Regions from separate parts of the Homo sapiens genome. Here region 1 is linked to region 2. The links are chromatin loops, found by intact Hi-C in ENCODE. Cell type or tissue: mammary epithelial cell. All regions are shown on one strand. Each heading gives the region's core, and the rest is flanking DNA. Links, peaks and the distances in the headings are about the cores only.

Region 1 (8,448 bases), core at 49-8,048, 55 kb after region 2:
TTGTCCACTACACTACATTCTCTGATCTTGCTCCCCTTAATATTTTCCAATAATAGTAACTTAAAAGTTGGCAATGCATACAGAGATGTTTCTTTAGACGTGTATATTTCCTAGAATATCATTAAATGTGCTTTAAAGGTAGAAGCTATGTGATTAAAGCACGAGAACACAGTTTGAAGAATTTGCCATTTGGCCCATACTTCCCCTGGGTAACTCCAATTTATCTTTTAAGTTTCAGATCAAAGTCTCTTCCTCAGGAAAGCCTACCTAGACCTGCCATTTTCAGCCTTTCTTTACATATCAGATTTCTGTGTGATGATCCTAGAACAACATTGACTATTTCTCCATAGCACTGATCACAAATAATTGCTGTAAAAATATATCTCTTAAGCCTGTCTCTTCTGTACATCTTGTAAACGCAACAGTGGAAGTAATGACTTGCTTACCAATGGTATTTTCTCTCTTCCCAAAGTACATTAAGCATTGTTTTGTGTTGGCAATTTTGTGTAGTATACTAAGTTTTGAAAAACACTTAGCTAGACAAAAAGTATGATCAAGAAGAAAGTCTATTTGCAGATTGCAGATATCTGGGCATTCATGCTTTTGGCATTTCATCTAACTATCCATTTCCTAATGGAAACCGGCAATTGCTAAAAAGTTTACTCCATTTCAGTATTTTCAACTAGGGGTGATTCTACCCCCTTACTGTAATCCCTCCCCATTGACATTCTGCAATGTCCAGAGACATTTGTGGTTGTCACAGCTGGGAAGAGGAGTGGAGGAGGTGGTGAGAAGGTGGTATAGGCATCTGGTGTGTTAAGGCAAGGGATACTGCTAAACATCTTCCATTGCATAGGACAGTCTCCCTCTCACAACAAAGAATAAGCTTGCCCAAAATGTCAATAGTATCTAGACTGAGTAACTCTGCTCTAGTTAAACTTTAATATACACTGGGGAATGTTTTGGTTTATGTAAGGATTATATAAGATGGTGGGCATGTACCTTATGATTTGGGTACAGTTAGGCTCTAAAGTTATTAGTCAAGCAATGCTGTACCTACTATATGGGAGAGTACTGTAAATATTTATTATAAAATTCTATACAAACATCTTCAAAGCATTACTAAATGCTTATACATCTTCATAAAGAAAATGCAATTACATTCTTCTAATATGTTGTCATCTAGAGCTTTATATAAAGAGGCAATCTTTTTCCAATATGTTATTTATTTATTTTTTTGAGATGGAGTCTCACTCTGTCGACCAGGCTGGAGTGCAATGGTGCAACCTCAGCTCACTGCAGCCTCCACCTCCTGGGTTCAAGCAATTCTCCTGCCTCAGCCTCCCAAGTAGCTGGGATTACAGGCACGCACTGCCACACCCAGCTAATTTTTGTGTTTTTAGTAGAGACGGGGTTTCTCCATGTTGGCCAGGCTAGTCTTGAACTCCTGAACTCAGGTGATCCACCCGCCTCTGCCTCCCAAAGTGCTGGGATTACAGGCGTGAGCCACCATGCCCGGCCCCAATATGTTATTTACCTTCATGCATACTTGAATTCAGTAGGGTAATAAAGGTGATATGTGATGGTAAGGCAGAGTGCACCATTGAATCGGCATGGACACTTAGCTAGATGTAAGCTATTGAGAGTTAATCAAAACATTTATATGGTGATAATTTCTAAATGCTACCCAAGTTTACATGATGAAATGAGAACTAACAAAATTTTGCTTTTGTGTGGATGTGGCTTTGAATGAGTACAGTAAATATAGTCTATTGATATGTTTCAGTGTCTTGTTAGTCATTATTGAATATATATGTGTACTTTGAGATTTCTCCAGGAAAAAAACCACATGAATAACATGTATTATTCCTCTTCCAGTGATCTACAAGATAAAGGAATATCTCAGGCAACTTAAAAGTTAGTTTACTTAAACTTGCTCTTTGGAGCAGGAAAAATAAAATGCTTAGGTGCATATGTAGAATAATAACGAAGCACAATGTTCATTTCTAAAATGTGTAAGTGGGTAAGAATACAAATGTCCATCTCTGTCACTGACTAGCTGGGTGATGGTGGGTAAGTTTCTTAATATCGCTAGCACCTATTCTTTTTATATTAAGTGAAGAGCATAATAGTTCTCCCCTTCTAGGGGTTTTGCAAGGATTGAAACAAGTAATACACATAAAGCGCTTGTAACGGAATTAGCAATCATCAAACATTAATTGATTATTATTATTGTGATTTCATCGTGAAAAAGAAAGCTCAAGATTAAGTTTATAGTTAGTAGTAGAAAACTGAACACTTTTTCAATTAATAAGGGAAGTCATATAAAGATTGTTGCTTAAAAGATTGTTCAGAAAACCATAAACACAATTTATAACACTTCTACATACAGTACTCTTCTAAATAATTCAATTTGATTTTATTTAGGGAGTTTGCAATTAATATAGTATTTTTAAAACCCAATACTCTTAAACAATAGTGAGATGGACACACAGGCTTATATAGGGTATGAAGCCAAAAAAATGAAAAGGACATATTCAATGTATATACTTATGTGTCATGAAATGAGCTTTCTAAATGCTTACCTATTTGTGTGTAGATAAGGCTTAAGAGAGGGAAACAATAGCTTCTAGAATGAAAGAATCATAGTTGTTTAAAGCTAGGAGGTCCAGACATTCCCTGACCTTATAACAACGATATGTATTGAGCAAATTATTTTTTAATACACAATACAGGGTACATAATATCTTCAGAACTAATTTAACATTGAGAGAAAATATTACATTGTTCTTTAAATTAGATTTTTATCAAGATTTTTCTTCCATTGCACATTATACTAAATCCCACATAGTTTTTGAGAAATAGATTTCATTTGTCCATCATAAAATGATTTAAAAATGAAAAATAATATAATAAATTTAACTTAATAAATTAAGTTTAGAATGGGTATACTAATGGATGCTTAAAGTAAGTACCAGTAAACCATTTATTTGCAAAAACTTAAGATGAGAAGTTTTCTTTTAGCTCAGATAATTCACTTACTACCCTTTATGAAATGGCAATAGAATCTCTCTCTATAGAAACTTCTTGAAAAATACAAACATTTGTAGTTTTTGAAATGTTCTCTAAAGATTGGATAACATTTACCACTATGCTATTTCCTAGTTTTTTATTCATGTACCCGTGGACTAATTTCAGATAATGAGTTCACTATAGTCATAATAAATTATCAAAAACATAAATCAAAAACTCAAGGGGTGCACATACACATACACATCCTATTGAAATAGAAGTTGATAGCAGGTCTCTTTAATTTATGTTCTTATCTGTTCATAGCAGAAAATCCCTCCCCTATGAAATGTTTCAATTGGTTGAGGATGTTTAGTACACAATGCTCTATTGCCCTCTGCTGGCTGGAAAATGAGAAATAAAAACTTCTGTTCATTAACTAGATGGGACCTTAGAAAATTAAATATGGAAGATGACACAGCTCAAAATAATAAAACAATATATTAGAGTGGTAGAACATTAAAACATGAATTTTAAAAAATATTCTCACAAATTTCAAAACTCCTAAGATTTTAGTTTTTGTATTAGCTGAAAAGTTGATTATTTTACATAAACCTAAACACTCATTAATTCAAGATAATACAATTACATAATTTTAAAGTGATAATTGCAAGTCTCATAATTGTCCAGGAATTCTGGGGATTTTCCAACAAGATATGTATGGTCCAATTGTTGGCACATTTGTGGAATATTTTTATAATATTATGATGTCTCTAGTGTGTTTATTTCTTTAAAGTAATACTTCTACCTAGTTGAAAGAATATTCTTAGCATTTTTACATAAAATTTAAAGAGTTATTTACCAATTAGAGTGACTTATTTCACATTTTTCATTCTCTGTTGAAGCATTCTTTATATATGATTCACACATCACTGAGGAAAACCAACATTGTTATATAATGGTGTGTAAATTCTTTAATGAAAACAAAAGTGATAATGCCCCAAGGAATACAAAATGCATACAGCAATTAATCCACCTGGTTTGATTTTACCACTACATGCTGCTTTAATGCTTGATTACATTTATTTCAAAAAGATTTCTAAAGAATATCCTTATCATCCAGGGCAGAAGATACAGACTTTATCATTAGGGTGGCCTTGCTGGTTTTTCTAAAATGCACTTGGGTTAAAAGTTTAAAGCAAAGCTGTCATTGTTTTTTCAAAATCTTGACTGGTATTCTGAATTTGTGATTTATTTTATATTTTCAATAGTTCATCTCAGCTACAATATATATTAAAATACTCTGGTCTTCATTTCTCAAAGTGCTTTTTCTGGAGCATTTGTAAAACTCGAGCCATGGTTCTTTGAAATAGGATTTTATCCCACCGGCTCGACCTTCTTATTCTACCCTCAGAACTAGTGTCTATTACAAATCAGGAGCATAATTTTTCACTATGGCTTCCCTGCCAAAACAACTGTCAATCCTTTCAAAAATTTCTGGAGCAAATAGTGCTTTATAATTTACTCTAACTACCTCTGATCTAGATTGTATTCACATCTCAAACTCTCCAAGAATGTATTTTCAGTCAAATCTTTAAATCTCTTGAGGCCTTTGGTTCTCCATAAACAGAGGAAAAAGTTTCATCCTAGAAAATACTATTATTATAACAAAATGATGTAAACATATTTTTTTACTTCCCAATTCACAAGTGAGGTTTAAAAAGATGCCCTTTGCCTTTACAGTTATTCATATTTAATACTCAGAATTTTTTACAGTTTGTATCTTAAGACTCAGGAACATAGAAAAATGAGATTCACAGAGATGAAAAACGTCTCCACATTTACACAGGATGGCCTGTTAGTCAGAAGCCAGGTCTGCCTGACTTCTGGTGCATGGTCTTTTTATGACCCTTTGTAGTCTCTGGGAGTGAAGAACGAAGGAGGGAAACCATTTGTATTAGAATTATAAAGTGATCATGCCCTTTGATATAGTATTTCCAACTCTAGGAAGCTAAGGAAATATTTCATATATAGTAAAAGATGTCTATGGTGGTATTAAAACAACGTGGGAATAAAGAGGATAAAACTAGAAGAGGTCTAAATTTCTAATAAAATAACAAAGAACTTAACAATGGTATGTTATTAAATTGAATATTACAGTCATTAAAAATAATAACTGGGAGCTACTTGAAAACTTATGAGTTGCTTAGGATAAAATTAGCAATCTAAATCTTACATTTTATGTAATTAAAATGGAATACATAAGTTTATAGGTAGTGACAAAAAAGGTGTCCTGTGTGTTATTGGGTGAAGGAAGTTGTGAAGCAATAACATAAAATCCAGGATACCACATTAAAAAATAATATATATGTCCTAGAATATGTGAGCCCAATTTTGTGTAATATATATCAACTTTGTTGGTGAAACAGACAATAAAACCAGTAATTTTTAAAGTATATATTTCCATACTATTTAAGTTTTACAGCATGTGTTACTTTTAGAATAAAAATAAGAAAGATACAATATTTACAGAGTTACTAGAGTTATGTTGAAATACACCAAAATAGCAATCGTTGGTATCTTAGTGTGAGGAATATATATTTTTATTTTCCTAAATTTAAAATGTTTTCAGTATGTTTATATTTATTTTTATTGAAAAATATAAAATGAGTATTATAATAATAATTAAAGCTCTTTTCAACTTTTAAGTCAAGTCTCTTCTATTTCTTCGTTTGGAGAATTTTTATGAGAACTATTGTTTTACTTTCCTATTTTTGCAGTAGGCAGCAGGCGCTATTCATAAGTAACTCCCTCAGGTAGGTCTGTCACTTTTACGGATCTAACTTACTTTGTTAATTTCTATGGAAATGTTAAAATAGAAAGCTGGCTTGACTGAATTATTGACGATATCCATGAAAGAATAATGAGAACTGGGTGAGGTGGCTCATGCCTGCAATCCCGGCACTTTGGGAGGCCCAGGCAGGAGGATCACTCGAGGCCAGGAATTCAAGACCAGCCTGAGCAACATAGTGAGACCTCATCTCTACAAAACAAAAAAAACAATTAGTGGGGCATGGTGGTGGTGAATGTTTCTAGTCCCAGCTACTCTGGAGGCTAAGGTGGGAGGATCACTTGAACTTGAACCTGGAAGATTGAGGCTGCAGTGAGCCAAGACTGTGCAACTGCATTCCAAACTGGGCAACAGTACGAGACTTTATCTAAAAAAAAAAAAAGCATTAATAAGAAAAAGATTACCATATCATTCTTTTAATTGAAAATTCCCCAATTTCCAAAAGAAGTAACTTGAAATTTAGCTTTTGTTAAACAACTCGAAAACTTGTTTACTGCACAAACAAAACTATCTGGGACCATTAAAAGTGTTTAACTAAAGGACTCCACAGTTTTCAAGCATCTCAAGTTATTTAGAGATATGTTAACTTATAATTAATATTTTAAAAAACCATCTGTTTATGTACTTATTAAATATCTTCTTTAAAATTGATGAGGCAACATGTTCATCTCTTTATAATATAACCACAATATTTAGAAATTGCAACAAATTTTGACATGGGTTAACAAATTAATCTAACTTAATGGGAGTTTTCTATAGAACTAGAACAAGATATCAAAGTTTATGTCCTTATACCTCGCTTTCTAAATGTTTATAAACATAAAAAGGTTAATCTTTTTCTCTTTTTATTTTCCTCATCTTCTCTTTCTTTTCTCTTCTTTACAAGTCTGTAAATAAATGATCATTTATATAATCAGTATATTTTATCTTTATTTGGATGAATTTTGCCTTAAATAAAAAGCAAGTGATGTGAATTTATTCATCTTTTCCTTTCCACTTGATAACCACTGGTCTGGTTCTCTGTGGCAGAAAGAGCTAAATATTAACTTGCCTTAATTTTAACATTGTGTCAGACAGAGTAGAATATATACTGCCTTTCATATATAAACATCTTTTAAGTCTCATATCCAAAGAAATACTTGCTTTTGGAAGGAATCTTTATGTAGATGGTCTTACACAAATTTATTAAAACCACAAACACTTTATATCACTAAGATATAAATCAGATAATGATGTCAATATGTTCATAAGAATACAAGCATAGTAAAATTATCAGTTTCCTTTATTCTTCCTTTCTGGAAAAAAAAAGAGATATTGACTGGGAGTTTTATAATGACCCAAAGTAAAGAAGGTCTCTGTGTGCCTCAAATTCGATATTTTAAGTTGAAGTCAGCTGTTAAGAATTACTGAATTATCCAGGGCAGAATCTGGGGTATGGCTCACATTACACTATGCTGGATATGAAAAGTTGAACACACAAGGGGTGAAAACTTTTCAGTGATTAAAAAGTCCTGTGGGATTGAATTTTTAGATTCCAGAGCAGCACATAAAGAGAAATGTTGCAGATTCTCGAGTTCTCATAGCAAATTGTGTCTATAAATCGATGACGTGTTTCTGAGGAAACCTAACAGGATGGCTCTAAAGAGTATATATAAAATTTCTTTCAGTTCTCATGGGAATGAAAATTAAACCTTATGGATGAAAACAAATACCTAACAAAGTTGAGAAACTGATCACATCTAGATTTCAAGCAGACTAGCAAATAGGGTGGACACAGTTGGCTATTTCACATATTTTCTCATTTGTTATCCTTTGAAACAAAATTTATTGATGCTTTCAGAATTAATTTTAATTAACCAAATGTGTTTCTTAAATATTCTAGGTATTCGTTAGAATACAATGACACTCATCAAGGGCTTCTCTGTATGAATATACCATGATTTCTTCAGCCTTATTACCTATATTTCAAATAATTCCTCTTCCATTTCATTTTTATTCTCCTCTGAACCATTACTCCTTATAAATGCAACTGACATCTAGTGAAACACCATCAATTAGTGGTAACTTAGGATATGTAGACATTGTTGATTTAGCCATGTTACCCCAAGATCAATATTAGAAAGAGATTCTGTTATTCACTCAAATATTCTTTTTTGATGTCAGAAGGAATAAATATTCATAAAACTTGTTGCAGAATTTCCATATATTACTAAGGGATTTTATGTTTACCATGAAAATTGTTCAGAAGCCATGCTGCTAGATATAGTCGGCTCTTAATGTGCAAAAGTGTGTGAGGAAGTGTATTTGTATGTTTAACTTCAAGAGAAATAAATATCAGAAGTAAAATCTTGATTCTATTCTAAAAAAGTCATAAAAATGTGTGAAGTTATTCAAAGTAAATTGGACATATATATTTTTACATTACATTTTATGTTCTAATTTAGCTTTCAGTTGGAGTTTATTACGAACGGGAACTAAACATTTCTACAAATGTGTTCCTCACGATAGTTAGCTATCCCTTTGATGTCTTATTCTCAAAGAGGATAGTTCTTTTGAACACTTTACTTTGCAGAAATAAAAGTAGTTTT
Region 2 (8,448 bases), core at 137-8,136:
TTTCTATTAGTGTACAAATAAAGTCCATGGTACTCATTTCTCTTGAAATACAACATTAAATGAATATGTTTCAACAATGTCAAAGAGGGAGAGAGAACGAAAGGGAAATTCCAGTGATTCAGAACTTTAGACTTAGGAAATTAAAAAAAAGAAGAAGAAAAAAAAGGACACTTTTCTTGATGGAATGTGTTTCAATTGAAAACCGAATCAAAACTCATGGTAGCGGCTGTGGATTCTTTAGACAGATGGTGTCAACAGACCAGTCGATTAGTCAGCTTGGCAATAGAAGGATAGATAGTTTTACGAAATGCCACCAAACTCAATATACGAAAAAAAGAAAGAGGCATGAATTTGTACTCTGATACTTGATCCTGGTTACTGCATGGTTTGTAAAATAGGCTACTCTTGTCACCAGCAGTTTAGAGTTTCCTCGTTAGATTTTCATAGAAATGGTTCTCAGAACACAAAGCCAAATCCCAGAAGGGACAGCTGGGTTTAACAGGTGAAGAGATCACATCTAATGGTTTTTCTATCCAAGTCCCTCTGCTGATTTTCTTTCTTGTTTTCATACCTAATATAAACTAACAGTATCTATTCCTATTTTTCAAAGATATATCATTTGAGAATGGATAAATGAAGACAAGCAAATATTGTACCCCAAATTTAAAAGTCCCTATTTATAAATACAAATACAATAATTTAATTTTTGGTTGCTCAAGGTAAAATTCTATATTAGATTACATTTAGTCAAGCTAAAACTAGTGTTCAATAATTTTTTCCCCAAGAGCCTAAGACCATGTCTACTAATGCTGCCAAATTAAATCAGAGCCAGAAAGTTTAATTTGATTAGTAATTTTCCTGGTGAGTTTGGGGCCCTTCTAATGTAAATTAGAATTTTTATTAAAATGGGAATGAAAGCAGGATACTGAGCCCTACAGAGAAAACAGTTGGTTAAGGAAACGGGTCCTGCCTCTAAAAAGTCTCTTAGACTAATCTCACTCTTATATCTTCAATTTATACTTAAACTAAAATATCTTCCACACCAGCTCTGACAGTAAAAGCCAGTTAAGTGTACATGCTAATTAGCTCTGAATATATCATAGCATGTGAAAGATTATCTCCTATGTTCATGTCTTTGCTTACATATAAGGGGAGTTTGATCAGATAAAATAACTTTGGTAACAATTTTATCAGTGGTTTCATAAAAATAAAGCCAGTATGCCTTCCTGAGAATATTGAGAGAGAATATTGAGGGCACAGTGGATAAAAAGAATGAGAATTGGTTCTTGGAGAGACTCTCAATTCTGCCATTTAGCTAGTTGTGTAAACCTGGGTGACCAGTTTCTTAACCTTAGTTTCCTGGTTTTAAAAAAAGGGAGAGGGGATAACCACTGAGAGGAAATGAAAGATAAGGTAGAAAAGACTTAGTAGAGCCAGACATAAAAACAAGCTTTTAATAAGTTTCTTTTCAAAGCTAAAGTTTTTAGATCACAAATTTCTAGACAGCAAATGAGCAATGTTGAGGTCAAGAAAAAACAGTTGTTGAATATGTGATTACATAAGCACTGAAATTAATTCGTCCACCTCTTCCATAGCCCAAGGTATTCTGCAACAAATACAAAAAGGAAGAAAAAAGTACCAACTCTTAAGTGGTGAACATAATTATGTTTCTATATTCATGTGATATTGCAGACCATTATTTCCTAACATTCAACTTTGATCCTGAAAATGCTTTACTTGGTTTAAGGCAGCATAAAGACCTTTACTCAACAAATACTTAAAATATACAGCATAACGTAAAAGTCAGCCTAATTTTGTTCTTTTGTTAATTGTGTTCTTGTTTTTGTGTTTTCTAAATCCTAAGTTTAATCAGAATTGGTTCTTCATTCTATTAATAGGCTATGGCATCGAATAAGTGCTAAGCAAAACAGACTCAGTGCAATACACATGTTAGAACTGCTCCAGAAAGCGCAGTCTCAAAATCAAGAGCAAAGAATTAAGGCACAGTACTGAGAAATAACAGTGGCAAGAAAAAAATGGATCTTCATCCTATACTATGCAACTGAGACTCAGGGTCATCCTGCATCCCAAAGTTCAGACAGGAGCAGTTACCTGAAGAATAGAGGAAAAGGATAAAGTAGCCCTAAATCATGTAGTTTCATTAGTACTGTTAGTGCCCACCCACTTCTTGAGCCTGACCTGAGGCTGTCTCCACTGTGCCGGTGAGTCTTTGCGCTTATCAGGAACCTATGAGACTGGAGATCCCTCAGGATTCCAGCCTTCTGTCTGCCCAGATTTACATGCAGCCTATATTTTCGGACAGAGCTTCTGGCTTAAGGCACATAACAAGCCAATTCTTACCTTTATGGTACCCCACAAACCCCTCACTAATTGTCAACAAACTCTTGGCCCTTTTCTGTCTCTCTACAGCAGCATTTGCCCAATTTTAGTTCTATCTCAATCCTATGCTGATTCTGTATTTTCATCAGTAACTAACTGAACCTATATACTATATATACAGCTATTCCTTTTTGAAGTCTTTCTTCACTTAATATAACCAAGGGTGTATTCCTTCATTGTGAGAACACTAATAATGAGTCCAGCAATTAAAGCACATGAGATAACCCTATGCATAAGAGAGCAAAAACAATATATTAATTTTCTCCAAAACGTCTTTAAAGACCACTATATATGGTTGCCATGTAAACTGCACAAATTATAGCAAACCTACGTATTACCTCCTTACATTTCAATGATAAAATCAGAACTTTGTGTAACACCAAGTGCCATTTTCTTTAAATTTCTTCATGCTATTTGAAAAGGGGATTCAACTAGAACTTTAAAACAAAACTCAAAATTGGTAAAACAAAAACAAAAACAAGAACAAACAAACAAAAAACACTTCTTTCTCTTGTAAAATAACTATGGCCATTTAAGCAGAATATTTCCAATTTTCTACAGATTAAATCCCAAACCACTTACCTTGTCAGTTAAAATCATCCACAACCTCATCTCAGTCTATCTTTTTAAACCTCAATTCCCACAGTTTTCCTCTAATTTAGAAAAATCAGATTACTCACTGAGATTCCCACATGCTTTGCTTTTTACTCACACACTTCCCTCATCCTAGAATTTCCTTTTCTTTCCCATTACTCTCCTTTTTACTCTCTTCTTCAAGATATATGATTAATTAAAATAACTTTTTCTGGCTTGAAATGATTTCTTCCTGAAATGTTTTAAATCATTTTCCTTTGTTCTCTGGAATAATTACTTAAATTGAATAGAATATTTATTTTCTTCTCTCAAACAGCAATGTAACCTCCTTAAGAACAGGAACAGAAATTTTTACATTTTCATATTCTAACTGTAGCAATTAGCAAAGGATCTTGATTCAAGCAGTCAATATATATATAATATATATTTTAAAAAAAAAGATTATTCCGTAAGCTACACTGAAAAGAAATAATGGAAAGTATAAAGGAAACTAACCATGAGAAAATAAAATCTCCTGATCCACCTAGAAATATATACCACAATGTTAGTGTCACACATTTGGAGGTTCCTTACTCCTACTCACTGAGGTATGCACTACTGCTCACACTGGTAATTAGGATCACTTAGGACCTTACTGAAACTCTCACCAGTCTCTGTAGGCTGAGAAAAACTACTTAACAGTCTATTAATGTTTTTAATATCTATATAGTAAGCTGTTTTAATGTATATAAATGAATTTAAAAATAATTATAATAGTGCCATCTAAACTGGCAAGACAAAATGTCCTGCTAATTATTTTTAAACATTACCAACACATTAACCATAAACTGCATGTATTCAAATCTGCAATATGCAGCTCCAGAATCTTAGTTATTTTTGCTCTTTTTTCAAATACAGAAGAGTCTCAGTCTAGTTAGTTAAAGATTTCAAAAATTATCAGATTGAATTGACTGTAGATGATATTTTGATTTCAGATTTACACATTATAAATGACCTATTGGTTCACAGATTAAAAAAACCAGTAAACATATATGCTTCCATCTAGTGGCCAATTCAATTAACCAAGGTAGTGGGGGGATGGAGAAATGAAGAGGGAAATCCATGTGTAACTTGCAATCTCCTTTCAACCAAATAACCCTGTCCTCCTTGGACCAAGTTTCTAGACTAGGTGTCTTCAGTTTTTACTTCTTCCATAGACTGCTGCTTTACATTTGTTTGAAATGCTGAGAAATGACAACACTGGTATTAATAATACTAATGGCGACAGGCACTTTGGGAGTCCTTATTGAACGCCAGGCACCACACACAGTATTGCCCATATTATCCCTAAGCTTCACAGTGACATTATAAAGTAGGTAATATTATCCTCATCTTGAAGGTAGAGAAACCGAGACTCAAAGAGGTGAAGGACTTTCCCTAATGTCCCATACTAGTTAGCAGCACAGGGATTCAATTCACATCCAGGTCTAGTTCTGCTGGTGCAGAGCCTTGTACTTTTTCCATAATATTCTGCACGATTAAAAGGAAGTACAGTATATAAAAAAGAAGTAAAGGGCCAGATGATCCTAAAATAGATCTTCGCTCTCAATAATGAAAATCTGACTTTACTTAAACTGAATGAGTTAATTTTAAAGTTCTGTAGACTGTATTCCCACCATCTCCCTCCCAGCTGAGGTCAGATACAGCTAGAAATCTATTCTCCAACTATTTACAAACCTCCTTATCAACATTAGTACTCTTCAAGTTCTGACATCTCCCTTCAGGGCAGAAGTATTTATTTAATTATCAAGTACAGCTTGAGGAACATCAGGCTCTTATTCATGGTTAAGTAATTAAAAACGGAAAACACATCACCAAGTGCCTAATATATGCAAGTATGAATTGGTTCAATTGGTGAATGTTTCCCCAGACTGCATTTGTTTCTTATGGACGGGTGCTGTGTTCCTGTCCATGCCTCATGGCTTTCAGGGTTTGCTAATTAGTGCTTTCCTAATCCCATTCAGAAAACTAGAGCAAGTTTGTGCCATTCCCCTTCCATAAATGAGTGGTCACTGAGATTAGGTCAAGCCAGCTCAGCCTACAATAGCATCCTTAATCAGCCAACGTGAAATAAAAATGAGGAAAAAATCCGGGCTTTTATCTCACACTGTCTTTGGAGCTAATTAAAATGCACAGGCTCTTCCTGCCGTTACAACCCTGCTGTTCCATACACTAATAAGGCAACAAAAGGTGCTGAAAGCAATGGACTGAATAATTGTTGAAATTTACAGTCCCTTTAAGGAAACTGTTAAAAGATTTCTGTCTCCTCAGCAATGTAGATAAAATTCTGACAAAGTATCACTAAGTAAGATCTCTCACATTTATATTAAGAATCTCAGAGATTTGGGGAAACTTAGGATACTATAAATTGATGACTGTTTTTCCTGACACTGTTTTACTTCTTTAGCTTTCAACCCCCTTTACTAACCAAAGAGTTAAAACAACACTATGTTCATTGAAATCTGTCCCCAGAGTGCAGAGGGAGCTCTGCTGTTTTAAGGGGGTCTATGAAAGCCCCCTGGCATAAGAAACAAAAAGGTGGGAGGGGGAAGTGAGAGAAGACAGGATGCGGGCAGAAGGAAAGAAAATGAATACACACACAAACACACACACACACACACGAGATCTACTTGGGCTCACACCCTTCCTAGTCATTTTACCCGCCAAAAATAAATCCTTAAATTAATAATCAACAGTAATAAAACTGCTTTCTAAAATAGAAAAAGCTTTTGATCTTCCTGTTCCCTGCCTCAGGGTATTCCTTATATTTATTAAAACGCACCTTGAGCATGTTACAAGTAAAACAATAATTTCCTACACTTTAATACATGTACAAGCATATAATTTAAGAAAACATTTGCCGAGGGACACCATATGTTCCAAACACATATATTCAATTAAATTAATGTTATAATTATATTTAAAAATCAATACATTAAGTAAGAATTCAGCATGTTCAAAGAGGCACATTAGCCCAAAACTGTAATTATAAGAAACTGACCTACCTTTCTAAGACTGAGCAGGATGTTAGATGTCTGGACAGATGGTAAGGATTACAATCACCACTCCTTGCCTCCTGTCCCACATGTACCTCAAAAACATCCATACGAACAACATACAAACTTTCATCTGTGTTTGGCATAATGTCACCATGCCACAGCATTATGAAAACTTCAAGAGGAATCAACTACTTTCATGAACCTACACAAAAACTCTAAATATTTTAAAAATATAAATACACAAGGTTACCATTTTAATAAAGCATTCTTTTCCAACAGGAGAATATTCTTTATACCAAAAACTTAAATATCTTCTTGACTATCTTCATCACAGGTTTCCACATGTAAAATTGCTGTTTCTCTGAAGTCTGATATTCATTTAACACAAACACCGTAACAATAACTACTAGTGTTTGTAGCATAGGAAACTGGTTGAAAGATCTTCAGTTAAAAACACCACCACCACCAAACTTTCCATCTTATGTGGAACTTAGTTTCCTAGGTCTTTTTTCCCCCTTGCTTTGGTATATGTAATTCTATAAACCTCCTCAAAACACTTCAGTCCATGGAAATAAATAAAACTTACACCCCTGGTAAATACAGCTAAGATAACTCATAAAGAGAGATAATATTAACTATGAGGAAATAATTATTGGAAATAACTTGTGAGTTTTAAAAATATTTTAATTTAAACTATAAACTACTACCAACATCCAAACTGTTGTTACATTCTAAGTCATCAAAGTCAGAGGATGATGACAGTCATTCGTATAAAACATGGGATATGTGTTATATGTGTTAACTTAATAGTTTCAGCAAGATATGAAATAGATATTACTGTTTCATCCATTATAGAAATGAGAAAACTGGAGCATAAAATGTTTAAAAAAATTCGACTTTCCCAAGCTCACATGGCTGGTAATTGGGCATTGAGTATGCATACTTAATCATATGCCATTCTACATAATTAAATAAATTATAGTATATTACAGTTTATTTTATAGTACCCTAAATAATAGTAATGGTTCACATTTATAAAGGGTCATAGACTATGAATGTTAAGATCTTACACAAATTCTCATTTAAATCTTTCAAAAGCCCATTACCATCACCCTCTTACATGACTATCAACCAGCATCTCAAATAACAAAGAAATGCCCCACATTCACTACACAAAACTCAGGAAGCAGTAGCACTTATGTCTACATTAAATACTGAACTTCTTGTTTTAATTGTGGTAAAAAACATAATATGAAATTTACCATCTTCATCATTTTTAAATAGACAATCCAGTAGTGTTAAGTATATTCACATTACTGAGAAACAGATCTCCAAAACTTCTCTTAATCTTGGAAAACTGAAACTCTATATACTCATTAAACAACTCTCCCTTTTCCTCTACCCTTAAAGTAGTACCAGGGCTCAGAGAACAATACCCGAAGTATAGCACTTTGTCACACTGAGCACTTTTGGATTAAAATAAATTGGAAGGGCTTGAAGGCCGCCTCAGAACCAAGGACTTCCCAGCCTTCTCTCATTTCTCCGCTCCCATCCCCTGGCCCCTGCCAACACACACACACACACACACACACACACACACACACAAAAACACACCCACAGTGAGGGACTTTCCCTAGAAATTCCTGAATCTGAGAAAAACTTCTTCCCAATGAAATCCAACTGTCTTAAAACCCCCACTGCAGGAATCTCATAAAAAACAGAAAAGATTAACCACCCAAGAAGAAAAAGACTAAAAGTTGTTGCCACATCCAGACAGCCTTGTTCTGTATTCTACTGAGGGCAGCTCCCAGAGGTTACCTGGGAGACATTATCTGCATAATTAGACAACCTTTGTTCACAGGAAAGTTCTACCTCTTGCCTTTCCAAAAGTTGTCATCACCTCCCGCAAGAGCTCTGAGGACATTTGTCCCAGGCAATCCTGTGTTCTTTCGGCTCACTGATTTCTCCTAATAATCATTTACTACCCCTCGGAATTACCTACACCCCAATTCCTTCTCCTTTATGAAGAGGGGTATATAAGTACCTAAATCTCATTGGATTATTGAGTAATCACTCTCCTATGATTTTCCCGCCTGCATATTAATACCTTTGTAAGCCTTTTCTCCTGTTAATCCATCCATTGTCAGTTAATTACAGTGAAGCTTCAGAGAGGACAGGGGAAGTGTTCCCTTCACTCCTACAGTATTCAAATAATGAGCATTTTTGCATCATACACACGTCTATAAACAAACACACATACATCCCACCAAATGCTAGTACTGGGTTTAAAATTGCATTTTGCTTTAGGAAAATAATATCTTAAAATTATAGAAATATCAGAGATGCTGACTTAAAGTCATTTACATTGTAAAAGTAAGCCCCATAGCTGCCTTTTTGTAAATTTTACTTTTTTCTT

The links. A loop is a pair of places that touch in the nucleus more often than their neighbours do. Peaks named below come from ENCODE experiments on the same cell type or tissue, not always from the same donor. Only the 100,000 strongest peaks of a DNase experiment are listed, where the experiment ranks them.
Region 1: it touches region 2 in a loop (10-fold over the local background); 5 of 110 quality-filtered maps call a loop at or near these places.

The regions. Positions count from the first base shown.
Region 1 is chr3:79,029,501-79,037,948 of GRCh38, forward strand. The region is part of intron 3 of ROBO1 (roundabout guidance receptor 1); the gene reads right to left. Among named protein-coding and RNA genes, the nearest start is that of MIR3923, 470 kb to the right of the region's middle. In mammary epithelial cell, for the core only: a CTCF peak has its summit at 3,401 (motif pointing left); no DNase peak of the experiment used is centred there.
Region 2 is chr3:78,974,189-78,982,636 of GRCh38, forward strand. All of the region lies in intron 3 of ROBO1 (roundabout guidance receptor 1), which reads right to left. Among named protein-coding and RNA genes, the nearest start is that of MIR3923, 530 kb to the right of the region's middle. In mammary epithelial cell, for the core only: a CTCF peak has its summit at 4,041 (motif pointing left); no DNase peak of the experiment used is centred there; H3K27ac peaks cover 907 bases.